Regions from separate parts of the Homo sapiens genome. Here region 2 is linked to region 1. Evidence: chromatin contacts called from ENCODE Hi-C or POLR2A ChIA-PET data. All regions are on one chromosome and are shown on one strand. Each heading gives the region's core, a stretch centred on a gene start or an enhancer-like site at or near the end of the contact. The rest is flanking DNA. Distances are from core to core; before and after follow the strand shown. Region 1 holds the start of PPP5C (protein phosphatase 5 catalytic subunit). Region 2 holds the start of SELENOW (selenoprotein W).

Region 1 (4,507 bases), core at 681-3,180:
ATTTGCTGTCTCCACTTCCTCCCCTCCCATTCACTCTTCAGCACCTCCTGGCTGCATCACCCCCATCACTCCCCAATAACTGCTCCTGTCAACATCACTACCAGCATCCATGGAGCCAAAGCCAATGGCCAGTGCTTGCCTTGGCAGCATCGGACTAAAGGCACCAGCTCCTTGTTCTAGAAGCGCTCCCTTCTCTCAGCCTTCCCGACACCTTTCCTGGCTTCCTTTCCACCTCACTAAGTGCTCCTCCTTAGCCTCACCCTCTTCCATTTGGGTTCTGTCCTAAGTCCCCCCTCTAGACCCTCTTACTAGATGATCTCATCCATTCCCAACCATAGTTTGATCACACCCAAATTCTTCTCCAGTCCAGACTGGCCCATTTACTTAATGTGTCTTCTTGTAGGGCTGGGCGTGGTGGCTCATGCCTGTAATCCCAGCACTTTGAGAGGCCGAGATGGGCGGATCACCTGCGGTCAGAGGTTCGACACCAGCCTGGCCAACATGGCGAAACCCCATCTCTACTAAAAGTACAAAAATTATCTGGGCATGGTGGTGTGCGTCTATAATCCCAGCTACTCGGGAGGCTGAGGCAGGAGAATCGCTTGAACCAGGGAGGCGGAGGTTGCAGTGAGCCGAGATTGCGCCATTGCACTCTAGCCTGGGCAAAAAGAGCAAAACTCCCGTCTCAAAAAAAAAAAAAAAAAAAAAATTCCAAACTGGTCTTTGTAATGACTCACGGAGACCCTGCATGATCTGGCCTCTGTCCTAATCTCATCTTGTTATTGGTCTCCCCCTAAGTAGCCAAAGCCCCAGCCATGCCAGTACCCTTTCATTCCCCATCCCAGGGCCTTTGCACAGGCTGCTTTACCTCCCTGGAACACTCCTCTCCAGTTCTCCCTCTGTGAGTTTCAGCTTAAACGCCTCCTGCTCAGTAAGGCCTTCCCCCACTACCCTATCTAAAGTAGCCTCCAACCCTTATTCTCTACTTCATCACACTGCTGGTTTGCTTTCAAAGCACTCATCACAATTTAAGTATTTTACTTATTTACATGGTTTTTTTTTGTTTTTTTTTTTTTCATGTCTGGTTCACCTGCAAAATTACAAGCTAAGGACAGGGCCACATCTGTCTCATTCACTGCTATATCCCCAAAGTCAAGCACAGTCCTTGGCACATAACAGGTACTCAATAAATATTTGTTGAATTAATGAATGAATGGGTGCCCCACACTTGACTCTCAATATTCTAAGTGATACTATTCTTAAGGATCCCCACCCTTACTCCCAAGGCCCCCACCATCACATTCCTTTTCCTCGGGTCAGCCCAAATCTCCTACTTCCTTGTTCCCCCCATCTAATGATCCATTCCCCACCCCCACGATTGCCTTCTCTATTGGGGCTGTGCCCCCTCTACCCCCCACTTGGCGGCACCCACCCCAGGACTCCCCATTTGGTAGCGCCATCAATCACTCCCCCACCACATGTCACTGCCTGGTAGCGCCCTCTACAGGCCTCACGTTTGGTAGCGCCCTCATTCCAGTCCCCCTCTCGCCCCACAATTGGTGGCGCCCTCCTCAGTCTCTCCACTGAGTAGCACCCGCTCCGCACGCCACTCCTAGGTATCACTCTCCGAAGCCCCCTATGTCGCTCCTTGGCAGCGCCATCCTGGGCCTCCCCACGCCCGGTCACTTGGTAGTGTCTGCCCCGCGCCCAGGCTGCAGCTCCGCGTTGCTATGGTTCCGCGCGGGCCCGGCACCCCTCAGCCTGGGCCACTGTCCACCCTCCCTGCCAGGCGGGCGCACCTTTGAAGTAGTCATTGGCCTGAGTCTTGAGCTCCTCTGCCCGCTTCAGAGCTCCATCAGCCGGGGGTTCGTCCCGGGGGGGCTCAGCACACTCAGTCCTCTCGCCCTCCGCCATCGCCATGCCGCAAAGCGACCCCTACCCTGGCAACGGCCGCCAGCGGCACCCGGCCGAACCGTCGCGAAGGAGCGCCGGGTGGCCGCCGCCGCTGCCGCACAAGTGTCGTAAAGCGCGGGCCCTGAAGGCGCCCTTCACGCGCCTGCGCAGGTCCCTTTCGCCACAGAGCGCGCGGAGGACAAGGTGACCAGAGGTTCCCCAGACGGTACCCCTGGTAGAGAGAGCCAATAGGGAATGAGAGAAGGGGCGCGCGGGGAAACAGACCTGGTGTGGCCTCTCCTCCCAAAGTTACCGTGTTCCAAGGCTGTAAAAAGTTTCTCGGTTCTGAAAGTGGGATTTCCCCGCTGTCCTCTAGGGTTGGGGGGTGGGTTGTGAATGTCGCTGGCGGGTGTGGCTGTTTTGCAAGGCAGCGCCATGCCCTACGCGGAGCCGGACCCGGGCGTCGAGCCCTATTGTCGACTACCTGTGTGACCTTGAACAAATCTTCCCTTCCTCTCTAGGGTCTCAGTTACCCATCTCTGAAAAATTAGTGGTTTCTCAAGCCAAAAAGGGTCCAACCTTGAGGGTCAGTGTTTGAGTTTTTAACTGAAGGCACTCTGGATTTCAAGTCCTGAGCAAGGCTTAGAAGTGTGTTGCACCATCTCCTTTCTTCCTGTGTTCAGCTTCCCAAATCCTGAATCTTCAAATAAACTCTCCTGTTTGTGTTTTTACAGATTCTCTTGTCTGAGATCACAGCATTGATTGCATGCACTCTGCCTCCCTCCAGTTTACCCTTCACATTTTTTTTTTTTTTTTTTTTTTTTTGAGAGGGAGTCTCCCTCTGTCGCCCAGGCTGGAGTGCAGTGGCGCCATCTAGGCTCACTGCAACCTCCGCCTCCCGGTTTAAGCGATTCTTCTGCCTCAGCCTCCCAAGTAGCTGGGATTACAGGCGCCCGCCACCATGCCCGGCTAATTTTTGTATTTTAGTAGAAACGGGTTTCACCACGTTGGCCAGGCTGGCCTCGAACTGCCGACCTCAAGCTATCCGCCCGCCTCGGCCTCCCAAAGTGCTGGGATTACAGGCGTGAGCCACCGTGCCCGGCCGAGGGATCTTTCTAAGACATGATAAAACCATGGCACACTCTCGCTCCCAGGCTTCCATGGCCCCAGCACCCTTAGGAGAAAACCCAAACTCCTGATTAGGAGACCCTGAATAGTCTTAACCTCAGGCTGAATAGTCTAATATCCAGATTCCACCCCTTTGCCAATCCCCACCCGCCGTACACGCTTCCAGTCTGTCCTTTCTAAGCCCTCATGTAGCACTAAGTCCTGTAAGGCTCTGGATCCCCTCCTGGAAGCACACTCCTAAACCTATCTATCCCACTCCCAAACCTCTTGTTAGTCCAACCCCATCTCTCCTACTGGCCCCCAGCACAACCAACAATCACCCTAAAGGGCAGATATTAGTATCATCTCCATTTTACAGATAAAGACACAGACTTGCAGAGGTGTTTGACGAAGGTCACAACAACATAAGAAGGTGACAGAGCCAGGATCAGGAATCCCATCTAATTCCTATGTCCTTCATTGCCACTCTACTGCCTCTGTAGGTGCCAGAGCCCATCTTGGTGGGTTAGTAAATTTTTCTTTTGTTTGTTCGTATTGTTTGTTTTGGGGTTGGGGGAAAAGGAGCTGCCATAGTGGATTTGAATTCTGGTTTCGAGTCCAGCGGAATCCTTCCTGACACTGTGACCTTGGGCAAGTGATCACCCTCTTCTAAGCCTCAGTTTCAACCTCTGTAAAGTGGGGATAATAATTATCCCCATCATACAGGATTAGAGGAGAGTTCGACAACATGAGTACAGCATTTGTCAGGGAGCCTGACACAGAGTAGTACTTTTATATTCACTCCATCACAAATACTCAAAGTGGGCTGGGTATGGTAGCTCATGCCTGTAATCGAAGCACTTTGGGAGGCCAAAGCAGGCAGATCACTTGAGGTCAGAAGTTCAAGACCAGCCTGGCCAACATGGCAAAACCCCGTCACTACCAGAAATACAAAAATTTAGCTGGGCATGATGGTGCGCACCTATAGTCCCAGTTATTAGGGAGGTTGAGGCAGGAGAATTGCTTGAACCTAGGAGGCGGAGGCTGCAGTGAGCCGAGATCGCGCCACTGCACGACAGCCTGGGCTACAGAGTGAGACTCTGTCTCAAAAAACAAATAAAACAAAACAAATATTCAGAGTTGGGCAGAGTGCCTAGTGCTGTGATGGGAGGGGGCTTCCAAGGGGAGCTTTTAGGGGCACTTTACCCAATTGGAGCAGGCAGGGAAGGCTTCCTGGAGTAGCTGTTACCTAAACCAAGATGTGAAATATGAGTAGGAGGTAACCAAGTGAGGGGAGAGGGGAAGGGAGAGAGGCATTTCAGGCAGAAGAATAGGAAGTGCAAAGGCTTGAGAGTGTTTTTCTTCCCTTGAAGAGATTCCTATGTGCAACCCTGTATGGGGGGTTATGAGAGTGACGTACATGACAACAGACACACCCACCTGCACATGAGTCCATGGACACACACTCTTGCACACACATGCTCACTTAACTATGGGCAATCATGTC
Region 2 (4,507 bases), core at 949-3,448, 1.4 Mb before region 1:
GGAACTCATCTTCTAACTTCTTCTTGAGCTGAAGATACTGAAAACGCGGTGAGAGGTCACAGCAGGGGTCATACCAGTCAGCCCCCTCCCAATATGCACTCTACCCCTCCCCAGCTCCCAGGAATGCCCCCCGGGCATCCACTCTGCTTACCTTGGACTTGTAGCCTCAAGCGCCACTGGTAGGAGAGTCCAAGACATTGGGGCCCAGGGGAGAGAGGGAGAAGTGGGGGATCGGGGAGAGGAGGGTAGACACAGGCGGTGTGGGGAGAGAGCAAGATGGGGCCAGGAAGAAATAAAGAGGAACACAGATGACCAAGCAGAAGAGGTGACAGATGCCCTCAAGAGAGAAGACAGGCACCAGCCAGGCAGAGTTTTGGGACACAGCACAGGGGGTGGCGCGGGGACACACAGAGACACACAGAAAACCAACACCAAGCAAGAGACAGAGAAGGGGGAGGGGAAAAAGGGGAGAGAGGAGACAAGGAGACCACAAATACGAGAGACGGGGACGGGGGAAAACCAGGAGAACTGGATTAGGAGAAGAACAGCACACGTAAGGTCCCCACCCACTCCCTGTGCCCACCACCCTCACCCACAGCCCTCGCAGCACTCCAAGGAAAACCCTGCGGCTCCTGGATTCTTACACCACGCCCAGCTAATTTTTGTATTTTCACCATGTTGGCCAGGCTGGTCTCGAACTCCTAACCTCAGGGGATCGGCCCGCCCCAGCCTCCCAAAGTGCTGAGATTACAGGCAGGAGCCACCGCACCCGGCCCCGCAGCTCCTAGATTCTGAACACCTTCCCAGTCCCCAGGGTGAAATACAGGCTCACCCAACCCCCACAGCAGGCTATTTCGGGACTGGAATCTGGTGTACAGGCCTGGTAGGCGTCTCAAAATGTCACTCTTGCCTCTGCTTTGTCGAGCAGGCAGAGACGTTGGAAAGCTGCCGACAAACCCAGGTTCCAGTTACCCCTGTCACCTGCAGTCCAGACTTGAAGCTACTGACCTGCCCCCACCCCAGTCCCAGCCTCAGTTTTCTCACCTGTAACATAGAACTAAAATTCCTCTCTTTAATTTACTTTTTTTTTTTGAGACAGAGTCTCGCTCTGCTGTCCAGGATGGAGTGCAGTGGCACGATTTCAGCTCACTGCAACTTCCGCCTTCCGGGCTCCAGTGATCCTCCTGCCTCAGCCTCCCAAGCAGCTGCGACTACAGGAGTGCGCCACCATGCCCGGCTAACTTTTTAAGTTTCTGTAGAGACGAGGGGGGGGTCTCCCTGGGTTGCCCAGGCTGGTCTCGAACTCTTGGGCTCAAGCGATCCACCCGCCTCAGCCTCCCAGTGTTTGGATTACAGGCGTGATCAACGGCACCTGGCCTAAAATTCCCCTCTCTTAAGGGATTCCTGGGAGGATAAATTCATTGAACACGTATTTATTAAATACCTACAGCATGCCACACAGTATTAGGTGCTGGGGAGTGGAGAGAACGTAATTTATATCCTATCCTATTATACCCTTCCTGAGACTTGCAGAAATTAAGCGTGTTCGGTATTGACACAGAGCCTCCCTCTTGCCACAGACGGAAAACTGAGGCCAGAAAAGGAGTGGGGTTCGTGGCCAAGGGAACCCACTGGGCAGAGGCCAACAATTCAAGTGCTTCTGAAACACAGGCTGAGACATTCTCGAACCTTCTGGGCTCTCACTGTCCCCACCCCGCGACTGTTCGGGATATTGGGGGAGGGGAAGCCTTAGGGTGGAGGAGCCTTAGGTCCCTTTACAAAGCTGACCCCCAGCCCCTTCCCCAGCGGAGCCCCGGAGTCGGGGGTTCGAAATTGACACACACTCGTCTCAGCCCCACCTTTTATAACCCGAGATGCCCAGCGTGTCACAAGTCGAAGACGGGGCCTAGGGACGACCGCCCTCTGTTTTTCGCCCCTCCGTACGCCCACCCCACCCACATACAGGGGCTCCCTTTTCCCATACAAGGGCTCCCATGGGTCCTCTCCCCGGGGCTCCCTGACCCCGGCTCCGAGAATCGGGTCCCGGCGGGGGTCGGGGACGGGGGCCGCTGGCCGCTGGGCTTACCAATAAACGACTCGGACGGCGAGAGCCATGGCTCGGGGCTGCCACATCCGCTGAGGAGCGGACGCCCGGGCCACACTAACCTCCCACCTGGACGCGCTAGGTCTGCGCGAGTGCGGCGGGAACCTGCGCAGAAAGGATGGAGCCTCGGCTTCCCCTGGCGCCAACCAATGCCAGGGAGGGGCGGTGGGCGGTGGGCGGAGAGGCGCCAAGGCGGAGGATAAGGAACCCGCGACCCGCCAGCCCGAGGCCCCCACACAAGTCTCCTTCCCATCCTCCTGTTGGGCTGGAGAGAGTCTCGATACAGGCAGTCCCCGGGGGAAGCCCTCCGCGCGTCCCCTCCCAGGTCCCCCCGGCCAGAATGGTACGGCCCACGGGGGCGGTGATTTACGGCTGGCCGCTCCCAGCTGGACCCGGAATCAGCCTCAAGGGTGGTCTTTTCACTGCGTGGGCTTGGGGACGGCGCGGTGGGGACAGAAGCAGGGCGCGATTCTTGAGTCCCTCACCTCCCCTGGAGAGGGCGAGGGGGCGAGAGGGGAAGGATTCGGGGTAGACCAGGTGAGGGAGGAGACAGGGAGTTGAGGGGGAGGTTTTCAGGGAGCGGTCCAGGGCCCACAGTTGCCTTATAAAGACCTGCAGCCGCAGGGCGCGGTGGCTCACGCCTGTAACCCCAGCGCTTTGGGAGGCAGAGGCAGGAATTCAAGACCAGCCTGGGCAACATAGCCAGACTGCGTCTCTACAGAATAATAATAATAATACATTAGTGGCTGGGTGCGTTGGCTCACGCCTGTAATCCCAACACTTTGGAAGGCCGAGGCGGGCGGATCACTTGAGGTCAGGAGTTCAAGACCAGCCTGGCCAACATGGAGGAACCCCGTCTCTATTAAAAATACAAAAATTAGATGGGCGTGGTGGCGCGTGCCTGTAGTCCCAGCTACTCGGAAGGCTGAGGCAGGAGAATTACTTGAACCTGGGAGGCGGAGGTTGCAGTGAGCCAAGATCAGGCCAATGCACTCCAGCCTGGGTGACAGAGCGAGGCTCCACCTCAAATAAATAAATAGATAATAAATCAGCCGGGCGTGGTGGTGTGTGCCTACAGTCCCAGGCTACTTGAGAGGCTTAGGCAGGAGGCTCGCTTGAGCGCAGGAGTTTGGAAGCTGCTGTGAGCCGTGATTGCACCACTGCACTCCAGCTTAGGCCACCAAGCAAGACCCTCTCTAAAAAAACAAAAGGCCTGCTGCGGCTGGGCACGGTGGCACATACCTGTAATCCCAATGCTTTGGGAGGCCGAGGCAGGAGGACTGCTTGAGCCCAAGAGTCTGAGACCAGCTGGGGCAACATAGCAAGACCCCATCTCTACAAAAACTTTTAAAATTAGTCCGTGTGGTGGCATGTACCTGTACTCCCAGTTACTGGGGAGGCTGAGGTGGAAGGATCACTTTAGCCCAGGAGTTTGGGGCTGCAGTGAGCCGTGATTGTGCCACTGCCACCCCAGCCTGGACAACAGAGTAAGACACTGTCTCGAAAAAAGAAAGAAAGGAAAAGGCCTGGCCAGGCACAGTGGGTCACACCTGAAATCCCAGCACTTTGGGAGGCCAGGGTGGGTGGATCACCTGAAGTCAGGAGTTCGAGACCAGCCTGGACAACATGGCAAAACCCCGTCGCTACTAAAAATATGAAAATTAGCCAGGCGTGGTGGCGCATGCCTGTAGTCCCAGCTCTTCGGGAGGCTGAGGCAGGAGAATCACTTGAACCCAGGAGGTACAGGTTGCAGTGAGCCAAGATCACGCCATTGCACTCCTGTTTGGGCGACAAGAGCAAAACTCAACTCCATCTCAAAAAAAAAAAAAAAAGGAAAAGGAAAAGGCCTACTGCCGGACCTGGCACAGCCTGGTCATTCATTACAGAACAATAGTCACTCCCCATGAACCCTCTCCGTGCAGAGGGGATCGTCATGGAAAGTGCTAGAAACAGGCAGTTGAGTTGAGGAGTGAGGGTGCAGGGGCTTATCTCTGAGCCTGTTTCTCCATTTGGAAGTTGGGTGTAATTGCCTACAGGAAATGTTCACTCATTTAACAAATAGGTACTTCATAACCACCTGCAGTCCCAGTTTCCAGGGATACAGCAATGAATAAATAAACAAAGTCCCTTCCTTCATGGGAGTGATCTGGCAGGTAGAGACAAAGGGCAGGAAACAACATGAAAACAGCACTTCCATTAGATGGTTGATGTGAGCAGTAAGCGAGTTTATACAGGTAGGAAGAACTAGAGCTCTGACTGGCACACGGGGATAACTCAATAAACTCAGCCTGATGAGGTGGCTCACACCTGTAATCCCAGCACTTTGGGAGGCCGAGGCAGGCAGATCACCTGAGCTCAGGAGTTCAAGACCAGCCTGGCCATCATGGTGAAACCCTGTCTCTA

What was found. Hi-C counts contacts between places; a loop is a spot of excess contacts on that map. ChIA-PET counts read pairs that join two places held with the same protein, here RNA polymerase II (POLR2A). Pooled maps may share reads with other maps.
Region 2: a pooled map shows a loop between it and region 1 (10-fold over the local background). The contact joins the promoter of SELENOW here to the promoter of PPP5C in region 1. A Hi-C loop is called at or near these places in 5 of 50 pooled maps. POLR2A ChIA-PET finds 5 or more read pairs at or near these places in 2 of 52 experiments (Caco-2 and activated CD4-positive, alpha-beta T cell).

What each region holds. Positions count from the first base shown.
Region 1 is chr19:46,344,510-46,349,016 of GRCh38, reverse strand. PPP5C (protein phosphatase 5 catalytic subunit) reads right to left here and starts at 1,930. Exons shown (of 13, transcript NM_006247.4): 1 at 1,800-1,930. The coding sequence starts at 1,920. RefSeq lists enhancers at 1,683-1,812, 1,913-2,092.
Region 2 is chr19:47,776,394-47,780,900 of GRCh38, reverse strand. It overlaps SELENOW (selenoprotein W), which reads right to left and starts at 2,198. Exons shown (of 6, transcript NM_003009.4): 1 at 2,087-2,198; 2 at 152-176; 3 at 1-37. The coding sequence starts at 2,115. RefSeq lists silencers at 1,901-2,040, 2,051-2,310.